2 separate regions of the Mus musculus genome follow, and region 2 is linked to region 1. A link is a loop called in an ENCODE intact Hi-C map of the cell type or tissue named here. Cell type or tissue: left cerebral cortex. All regions are shown on one strand. Links, peaks and the distances in the headings refer to the core of each region. The heading gives the core; the rest is flanking DNA.

The links. A loop is a pair of places that touch in the nucleus more often than their neighbours do. Peaks named below come from ENCODE experiments on the same cell type or tissue, not always from the same donor. Only the 100,000 strongest peaks of a DNase experiment are listed, where the experiment ranks them.
Region 2: it touches region 1 in a loop (8-fold over the local background); 2 of 42 quality-filtered maps call a loop at or near these places.

The regions. Positions count from the first base shown.
Region 1 is chr7:73,986,458-73,991,709 of GRCm38, forward strand. The region is part of intron 1 of St8sia2 (ST8 alpha-N-acetyl-neuraminide alpha-2,8-sialyltransferase 2); the gene reads right to left. Among named protein-coding and RNA genes, the nearest start is that of St8sia2, 25 kb to the right of the region's middle. In left cerebral cortex, for the core only: no CTCF peak of the experiment used is centred there; DNase peaks (open chromatin) are centred at 2,715 and 3,140.
Region 2 is chr7:73,915,491-73,920,742 of GRCm38, forward strand. No RefSeq gene overlaps it. Among named protein-coding and RNA genes, the nearest start is that of Gm21269, 92 kb to the left of the region's middle. In left cerebral cortex, for the core only: no CTCF peak of the experiment used is centred there; a DNase peak (open chromatin) is centred at 2,713.

The sequences.
Region 1 (5,252 bases), core at 1,750-4,249:
TCATTTAAAGTCCCTACAGTTCAAAGGCCCATCTACCAGCACTTAAAACTCAAAGGTGTATGAACCTATGTTAATAAATGAGCTGTAACTCATAAAAATCTAGTAGAAAAGACTTATAAAAACATTTTAGTTTTACATGTGTGTGTGTGTGTGTGTGTGTGTGTGTGTGTGTGTGTGTGTGTGTGCGTATGTGCTAGTATGCACGTGAACATGTAAGTGTCCACTGAGGCCAGTAGAAGGCATTGGATCCCAGGGAGCTAGAGTAACAGGCTGTGGGTCACCTACTATGGGTGCTGGGAACCAAACTCTGGTTCTCTGTAAGAGCCAGAAGTGTTTTTAACCACTGTGCCATCTGCCTAGCCCCAATGACTTTTAAATGCAAGGTACCATAGTTTGACTATTAAGTGTCTTCTGTGGGTTCATGTGCTTGATTGCATGGTCCCCAAATGGTGACACTTTATGGAAGGTCTGGAACCTCTGGGAGGTGGAGCCTCAGGGGTGAAAGTGGGTTACTAGGAAGAGTGCCTTGTGGTTTTATAGTCTATCCTCACTTCTGTCTGCTTCCTGGCAGAGAAGGCAATGTGACCAGCGGCTTCCTGCTCCTGTCCCCAAGCCTTCCCACCATAAATGGCTGTGCTCCCACTAAACTGTGAGCCCAAAGAAACCCTACCTTCCTCAAGTTGTTTCTTTTTCCCCATATATATGGTCACAGCATCAAGAGCAAGCAAGAGTGTCTGTGCTTACAAAGTCTCTTCTGAGATCACTCATTCCTATTCTGTACAAGGCCTTGAGCCCTGCTTTCCTGTTCTCACCTTTTTGCAGCAAAGTGCTTTCTACACTCAGTTCACAGTGTCCCCAGCATAGACCATGGCAAATATGCCTCTGGGGCCCTGCTCATGCCGGTATTGCCATGAGAGGCATACTTTATATACATCCAGTGTGTTCTAGGGAGGTCTGGAGAATGAAGATATGAGTTAAAAGAGTTTTAGGTGTCTCTCTTCTCTAGAGAAGTCTCAGCCTCCTAGAGCAGGTCTTGGGGATGAAGGATGGAGAAACCAGACAATACTCCCATGCTTTTCCACCTGCATCCACAGGCATGCTCTGGACCTGGTGCTGTGTGCTAGCTGTACTTCACCTGGGATGTTTGCTCCAGAGAGATCCCCATGGAATGCTTCCCCCTTTTTAAATCTTTGTGCAAATGTCATCTGTGTAGCAAGCCCTTTTCCGACAATCATTAAAAATAGCACCTACGTTCCCTTGTATTCCTACTGTGGTTCTCCTCACTCTCCACCTCTTTATCTTTTAATCACCATACTCATTTATTAAAGGTACCATCTTGCACTACAGCGTTAACTCTGTGAGGGAAGCATGTGTCTGCCTTCGTATTGTCACCCTCCTGTAGTGTTGGGCACATTGCATCTGGGGTTCAATTAATATTTGTTAATAGAAGTACTCAACCTCCCACCTTTCTCTTGTTACAACAGAGGAACCAGATGTCTCCTTATCCAAAACCAGTGCCTCCATCTATACACTGAATTGCACCCCCTTCTTCCTTGAGGCTATTGTATCCACTATTGTCTTCCCTCTTCTATGAACTGAACAGTTTGCACTAGCTACATCCTCCTGATATGTATCATAGAGCAGATGTATGTCAGGCTCTCTTCCACACATCTTACCTTACTTCATTCACAGTTGCCTTGCTACAGCCCTATGCAGAAGGAATGAACATCCATTTCTACACAAGAAGAAGTTGAAGCCCAGAGAAGGCAAAACTGTGATCAGAGCCACATGGTAAGTGAGGATCTCAGGATTTGAACCCAGAAACCTAGTTGAAGAGCCCAGCTCTGAATTACTTCTATCTTCTGGCTCACACACATCCACTATCATGTATATATATAGTCACTTAATCTCACTTCACTCTTAAGAAACCCTTAATTCCATACTCCCACAGCTTATTCTATTATTTCTTCACATTACTTTGCAACTGCTCTCAAAGCCTCACCTATATTAGTCATCTCTTTCTTTTCACCCTGTTCTCTGTCCTACTTTAATCTGTCTTATTTCTATTCAAGAATTCTTGTTGGACTACCTTGCAACAGCATTTCTCAGTCATGACCTGTGTTAGTTTACTTTTTATTACTGTGATGAGCAGCATGACCAAAGGCAACTTGGGGAGGAAAGCACTTACTTGGCTTACAGCTTAGAGACCACCTCCATGGATGTAGCAGGAACCTGGAGGCAGAAACTGAAGCAGTGGCCATGGAGGAAAGCTGCTCACTGGCTTGCTCTCCATGGCTTGCTCTGCCTGCTTTCATATGCAACCCATGCCCAGGCATGGTACTGCCCACAGTGGGCTGGGCTCTCCCATATCAATCATTAATCAAGAATGGAAGCATTTGAGGTATGGTTCCCTTTCTTAAATGACTGTAGCTTGTGTCAAGGTGACAGAAACTGAGCAGTATGCCATCAGCCTCCGTCAGTATTTGCCAGTGGTAGCTGCTTCTTTCTTACTGGATAGACTATTGTGGGTTTTCAGGGTGTACTCATTACCTTCTGCCTAGTTTACTGGGTAGCCCCGAACAGGCTTTCTCTTCCTTAGAAGACACATGAAAAATGTCACCCAAGAGCACACCTTGGAGGAAGCTTGCTATAGGAAGAAATGTGGGGCATGACTTCACACAGCATCTTCAACAGTCTTCTGACTCAGAGATGCATTGTTTTAAATAGTCTTCTCTAAATACTTTAACATTCTATCCACAATGGGATAAAATCCCTCTTTGATGCTTTTTGGTACCCAGGCAGATGGTGTCCAAATTCTTTAAGAAAAACAAAAACCAAAAAACCACACCCAACCAGATTTTGCTTAGGATTACTTTCTATCATTTTTTTTCTACAGAATTTAGATTACAACATTTCCAAATACAAAGCATCGTTAAAAATGTGTATGTGTATGCATATTTTGCCCTTCAGACTAAGTGGTCTTTTTCCCTTTATGAAACATTATACCCCAAGAGCCGCATCTATGTTATTCCAGCTGACAGTTTTTGTCCCACTTGGCCATGTAGACAAAATGCTGTCTGAAAGGATAGGAAGATTCCAAGAGCTGTTAAAAATAGTCATGGTTTCATGTGCAGAGTCTTACCACATGCCAGGCACAGTACCAGAAATGCAGTATGTTCACTTTCTTATTTCTTATTGTTTTAGACATACTATGTCCAAGGCTCAAATAGGCTTCAGGATTTGCCCAGAATCAGCCAGTGAATAACCCCAAAATGTGGGAGTTCAGGATGTCACCCACACAAGGCCAGATCTCATGTGTCTTTGAGAAGGCACCTTGTACCTCTCCTTCACTGGTAAGAATTGAGTGTGCTGTCATGGTTGTGCTAGAGAATCCATAGGGAGAAAACATTATTCTATAAACAGTAGTGGGACAGCTGAGCAGACAGTTTAGCAAAATAGTAACGTTAGAATTCCGATTTGTGAAACACTGATCAGAAAAAATGTGGCCCAGCCATTGAAAGCTATGGTTGGAAACAGCTTGCTACAAAAATGTACTCACCCAGTTGTTTTGCATCCATTATTGACAATCCTTACACTTCAGACACAGCCATAACCTTGGCTGTCATCCCTTGCTCTTTTATTGTGGAAGAAACGTACTAGTGCAGAACCCTAACCAGAGGGTTGGCAGCCCTGAAAACTCATTTCATTCATGTCGTAGGGCGTGGATAAACCCGTGCTCTTTATAGAGGAGCAGAGTGCCTGTCTGACGGGCTACACTTTGCTCTTGAACCTGCCTGGCGGTAACTTGAAAGGCCTCCATGTTCAACCAGGCTTTCTTCTCTCTCTTTTGTTCTCTTCTTGATGGACTCGCTTTGGGATGCAGTGGTGTCCCTATTAACCTCAGGGGCAGCCTTTTCATGATGGAATTTCTAGAGGACACCTGGCTTAGGAAAGACTTTGAAGGTGTTTTTCTTCTGAGTGTTTGATGTGTCTCCTTTTGACCCTGTTTGGTCCTAGGGCAATGGCCATTCCATCCCCACCCCCCACAAGCAGCGATGCTGGCCACCACCCAGGAAGCCTCACAGTTAGATAGAAGGAGGAGCAGTGGGAGCACTGGGTATGGGCCTGGAGCTCTAGTGCCTCATGAGTTCTGCTCTTACAATCCGGCCTCTTTCTTGGCCTAGATGTCTTTGTTGTAAGTCATGTCTTGGGTTCAAACAAAAGCCATGTGAATTTATTTTCAGTGATATTATAGGTGATGGTCACTGTCCTTCAAAACAGAGAATAAACCATTTATTGCTTGCTGAGCTTATGAAGTCTCTTGGGACAGCTGCTTTTCCATAGTGCAGTCCATTAGGTTATTATCAGAAGCCAGGGAAGAAGGAAAAGACAGAGTTAAACGTCACGGGACCATGCTTTCAGATGCTCCATCGCCTTCTCAGATGTGGACCCTGGGGCGGGGATGGGGGTGGGGGTGGGGTGTCTACCCAGAGGGAAGGCGGCTAGGGATTAGTTTTGTGCTTTTTCTTTTCTTCACAGAAGGGACACATCTGAATGTCGCATGCTCACGTTCATGGGGCTCTGTAAGACAACCCTGTGTAGAGACGTCTGATCTCTCCTTGAGCAGGTGCAGACATGCGTTGAGCTTAAGCTAAGTATGATGGTGTTGTCTTCTCAACAGAATCTAGAATGACCTGGATAAAGGGGACTATGCCTGTAGGGGACCATCTTGATTACTGGAAGTGGGAACACTGGTCGTGGTGAATAGGATTCTAAACTGTATAGACTGAGAAAGGGGACTGAGCAGAGAGCAGAGGCTTGCATTCTTTGGTCTTCTCTTCTGACTATAGGAGTAAGGTGTCAGCTATCTGGAACTCCTGCTGCCTTGATTGCCCAGTTGTGCTAGACTGTACCCACAACTGTGAGGCCAAACAGACTTCTCCCTGAAGTTGCTTTTGTCAAGAGAATTGAACTACACCAGTCAGGAAAAGAAATGAAGACATCAAGTCTGTATTTTCTGCACTGCCCAGGTACCAAGTGGGAAGCATTCCAGGGACCAGCCTCCCGCCTTTATCCTGTGGCAACACTTTCTCTGGCGCTTCCTTGAAACTTCTTTGTACTCATTTGCTTCCAGTCCTGCCTAGATGCTAGGGGTACTCAGAGCTCAGCCCTAGTATGGCCCTAGCTCTAAGTTGCCTGATTTTCACTGCACACTCCACTCCTGCTGTCGGACTCATTGAACATCATGGCTA
Region 2 (5,252 bases), core at 1,441-3,940, 71 kb before region 1:
GACGTGGGCTTTCTGAAGCAAATTTTCTTTTAAAAGAAAGAGATGGCTCTGTGCGTGGGCAGCCATGCCCTCTCGCTGGGCTCAGCCTGGTACTGTCTCTTCTACTTCATGTTGCTTCTTTATTTTTCTAGCTATGCCTAAGAGACTCGCCCACATTGGCTCTCGCAGTGTCAGGCACTGACAAATTACTCCTCAATGGAGAACTGCAATACACATGGTCTGATATAGGGGAACCCGAAATAAATTGTGCTAAGCCTCATATGGTGTGACAAAATGTGTGTCTCTCTCACACACACACACACACACACACACACACACACACACACACACATTTTCTAGCCAAGAAAGTTAGTGTTCTACATTCCCAAGCAATCCACATTTTGTTCTTTGTGTTTCCTTTGGAATTCTTGAGTCAGGGTCTCACTGTGTAGCTCAAACTTGTGTCCTCCTGCTTCGGTCTCCTGAGTACCACCGTGCTCAGCTCTCATGGCTTATTCTTTGTTTCATGCATGTGACATGTTTATATTCACATTGTACATAGGACACAAGGTAAAGTTAGGTGTCGCCATTCATTGTTCTCCCTCACGTTTTTGAGATCCAGTTACCCCAGTCAGTGTAGGACTCGATTTATCTAGACTGCCTGGCTGGTGAGTACCAGGAATAAGCCTGTCTCCACCTCCCTATTGTACCACTTAGTGCTTGTACCACTATGTCCAGCTTTAGGTCGTTGTTAAATCATCTGTCTGGAGATCAGAACTGAGGCCCTCATGCTTATGCGGCAAGAATTTTACTGACTGAGCCATTTCTCCAGCCCCTCTGGTTTATTATTTCCCCGAGAATGAACACTAGAAAACTAACTCATCCTTTAATACCCTTCGACTTTCCACCCTGCCTAGAAAGCAGCACATTAAAAGCATGCAGTGTTTGCCACAACCTCCTTCAAATTCAGCAGTGAGCGAGGCATGATCTCCTTGCCTTTACACTACAGAAGGCCATGCCCAGCCAAAGGTTCCCACAGTCCTGCCTCTTAGAAGTGATGCAGGGCTAGGCTTCCTTCCACTCCTGGAAGTTATATATCATTTAATGTGTGCCCTTGTAAAGATCATTTTTAATGACAGGCATGGTAGTTTTCCAAAACAGCTCTGCTTTCTAACAAGAAGCAGAGGAATATGTAGCCATGACTGAGCCTACCAGAATCTTTGCAGATGTTAGGTGAAGAGGGCTCTAAAATAGTGGATTTCCAATAATGATGGTAGGAGCCCCGATTTCCCTAGATTCTTAAGTATTTGTTTTCAGGAGAAGAGGAAAGATAGGAGACTGCCACCCCTTTCACACGGAGGGATTCTGCCAGTTTTATTTGTGGAGGAAGGTTGCTGAAGTAGATCTAAACACCAAGTGACTAAACAATTAATGATGGGCCCTAAGAAGCAGCAGCCTTCACCCTAGGGAAGATTGGAAGGTTGGGGTATTTTGCACTCTGTCTTGGTGTTGAGTTTTAGGACACTTATATGTTGGTCTGAGTCTTAGCCAAATCATTAAGGAAGCAATGTGAAGACCATCTTTTCGGTCCTGCTCCTGTTGAGACTAATGCCACTGGAGTTTGAGGCATGGTCCTATCTTCTGCTTTGAGTAAGGCTGTGGAGTAGCTGTTTTCTGTCAATCTATTTGGGCTCACTAGTAAGTCTCACAATAGCCCAGCCTGTCCTGAGAGATGTGGCAGTTATAGAGGCCATGCTTCAGGGAAGCCTAGCCACCCTTTCCCTGTCAGTCTCAGCACGGGCTTTGGGGCAGACCCATCAGAGTCCATACCCCGCCTAGCTCTGTGAGGTTTGACAACTTGCAATTTCAGCAACTTCTCCAATAAAGTGGAGTGCACAGTGTTTAACTGCTAAGGACACCACAAGAATGGAACTGGGACACTTCATGTGTAGAGCAGGGTCTCACTGTGTTAAGTTACCACAGCCGCCACGGTCATCGCTCTTCATTAGTGAATGTAGTTATCTTCACAGTGTAGTTCAGCAGCCTGGTAAGTTGCAGCCGCACATGACATGTCATCGTAACATGTTACACTGAAGCCTTTACACTACAGTCACTCAACGATGAACTCTCAAGATCACACCCTCACTTCGTTCAGGACGGGCCAGGTCTGAGATGACAGGGGGTCTTCAGGGGTTTATGGTTTTCTGCAAGGGCATGAACTGCTTCCCTACCCACATGATGACTACATTAGGTAAGTTTTAAAAAAGAACATCTTCTTGCTTTCCCCTCTAATCATTGACGGGATGGGGCAGGAAGGAGGCACCAGCTGTGCCTGGTGTTGTGAACCTCTCGAAGCCTGGCTCATTAGAGAAGGCAAAATGCTTAGTGGATTTCCTGGGAGAATGGTTCCAAATAACTTAACAGAGAGTGGCTTGAAAGAAGTGGAAAAAGGCATTTTGTTCTCTCAAGGAGCCTATCGAATGCTCAGTCCAAACACCCCCCCCACCCCCGTAACTAATTCATTACTTTACACCACACAGACATCTTTTAAATTAGGCAGAATACAGATGAGTCTTGTTTTGTGCCATTAATTTCAATGGTTTTACACAATATTTGAATCACTAGCTTTTCTTTTCCTTTGGAGGCAGACCAAATCGGGCTGAATCTACTTGCATTAAAAGCCATTCATGAGACCCAGCCAGCTCAGTCTTGCAGATGGAACACCATATGTTTTGGCTCAAGCTCCATATGGAACGGCAATATGCAATCCAAGGATAGAAAGCACCGTTTCTTCCCATCCGCCTTCACGGTCACCTCTAACCCAAGAGCTTTTTCCATTCTGCATGGAAGTAAGCAATTCATTCAAAACGGAGCCAGAAACACGCGGAACATTGGAAGGAGTGTGTTTTGTTTTCCCTTGCCCTTTTACACACAGAGACATCCACACACTCGATCCTATCTGGTGCTTCCATGGTACAACACTTGGAAAGATTCCATTTCCATGTTTCCAGGAATTGGTTAGGCCTTTTTGCTTGTAAGCACTTTGTGCAAATATCAGGAGACTCTAGAAATAGTGAATTAAGGGTCTGGTCCATGCAAAAGCATTTGTATCTAACCTAATGCTTCCTGCGAGGAGCTTAGGAAGGAATAAAGGGACTGTTGTCCAGAAGAGAGGAGCCAATATGGACTTCATTGGCCAACTGGAATAGAGGCTTCAGGGTTTCTAGGGAAAGATGGACCAAAGGTTATTGAGAAGTAAGGACGTCCTTTCTCTCATCCAGGGTGAGAAGGCTGAAAGAGCCCTGAACCAGGAGTCTGGCCTTTCTCCACTGTTAAATAGCTTCATGACCTCGAGAAATGGAGGGACATTCCTTACATATAAAATAAGGGAATAAAGGAGGCCTGGTGATGGCTACAGATCTGTCTCTCATCCTATCTCACGCTGTAGGACATTATGGCAGGGGGCGGAGGTGGGGTGGGGGCTCGGTGGTGGCATGGACTAGATGCTGCTGACCCAGCATTACCTGTGCTGACTACATGTTCAGACGGAGATGTCCCTCAGAGCAACAACATTTTGTAACCAAAATTCAATGGGTTCCCACAAACCTGTGTGCTACTAATGACTAAGGAAGGGCACCTCAGCCTTGCCACGTGTTACAGCATTAAATCTCTGTACACGTTCTTTTCCACCTGCTTGAGGCAGTGAAGTTTTCCTTCTTAGCAACGGCTCAGTTAGTGCTAGCCCCGGACCACTGGAGGTCATGGAAGCACAGATGCTTTGAACCTGGAACTGTTTTTAAAAATATTTTTATTAGGTATTTTCCTCATTTACATTTCCAATGCTATCCCAAAAGTTCGCCATACCCTACCCCCCACCCCCCTACCCACCCACTCCCACTTTTTGGCCCTGGCGTTCCCCTGTACTGGGGCATATAAAGTTTGCAAGTTCAATGGGCCTCTCTTTCCAGTGATGGCCGACTAGGCCATCTTTTGATACATATGCAGCTAGAGTCAAGAGATCCAGGGTACTGGTTAGTTCATAATGTTTGAACCTGGAGCTTTTAATTTGATGTAATTGTAAACCAGAGGGAAGGGGACAGATACAGAATTTTACCTTGTTTGGGACTGCCCAGATGAGAGCCATGCCTTCTAGGTGTTTATGTCTCCAGAAGCTCCAACTGTGACTTTGGCGTTAGCAAATATCTATGATCCAGGACCCTGGAGACTGAGTTTCAGGAAATCTAGATCTCTGAGAGTGCCTGAGCCTGGTTACGTGGGCTTCCAAACAGCTCCCCATGTAGTTACCCATGACTGAAGGGTGCAAGTGGATTGTCCGAGTCTCTTTTAGCAGAGATGAGAAAGCACAAGGACAAAGGAAGGACAGCTGTGAGCCCTCACATTCCAACCTCTGGAGCCCAACATCTGTGCAGATTGACCTAAGACAGGGTCCTGACCCTTAGTCCATCAGTTATTTCTTAGGTGTAAGGAAATTGAGTTTGGATATTCAAGAGACAAAGGATTTGCTGGTGGGCAGCTTAGTGTGTGGTGTGATTGACCTGCACCTTCCATAGACACACTGTAGGAAACAGGAGGCAGACGGAGAAACTTCCCTGGAGTCGGAGGGGCACAGCAAGCACACTGAGGTCTGAGCCATATCTGAGATAGGCACAGGTTCTCAGGCACTGGGGCTCAGGGAACTGGGAGTGCCGGAAAGCAATGCTACGAATTTCCAATGATTCAAATAGACCGAAGGAAGAGAATTGACCTGGAGATGTCTCAGAAGGATGTTTGGCCAAGATGTGCAGCTGGAAAAGTAATGAGGCCCTATCAGAGAGTAGCTGGAGGGTGAGCTGTGGTCCTCAGGGACTAACACAGGAGATGATCAGCTGGAGCAACCATCTGCCACGAGAGGGCTTGGGGGAGGCTACAGAGAGCAGAGAGAGTGGGGCACAGGATAGAGGAAAACTGAGCCTCCCCCTCCTCTCCACGTCCTCACAGAAGGCTTGCTTATTTGTGGTGTGAAGACTGAAACCCAGAGCCTCTCACATGCTGGGCAGTGCTCTACCAATAAACTACAACCCTAGTGCTCACACAAAGACCCAAAAGCAGTAAGGATGTGAAAGGACACCTCTAAATGTATTCACCTTTAGGAACCGTTTCTATTTTAACTGCAGAATAGCCTTCTGTGGCAGTACTAGTTAATCTTTTGCCTGCCCGCTCCCTTATTGATCAGGACATGGATTTTTTCCTAGCTTGGGGCTATTGGGATCAGA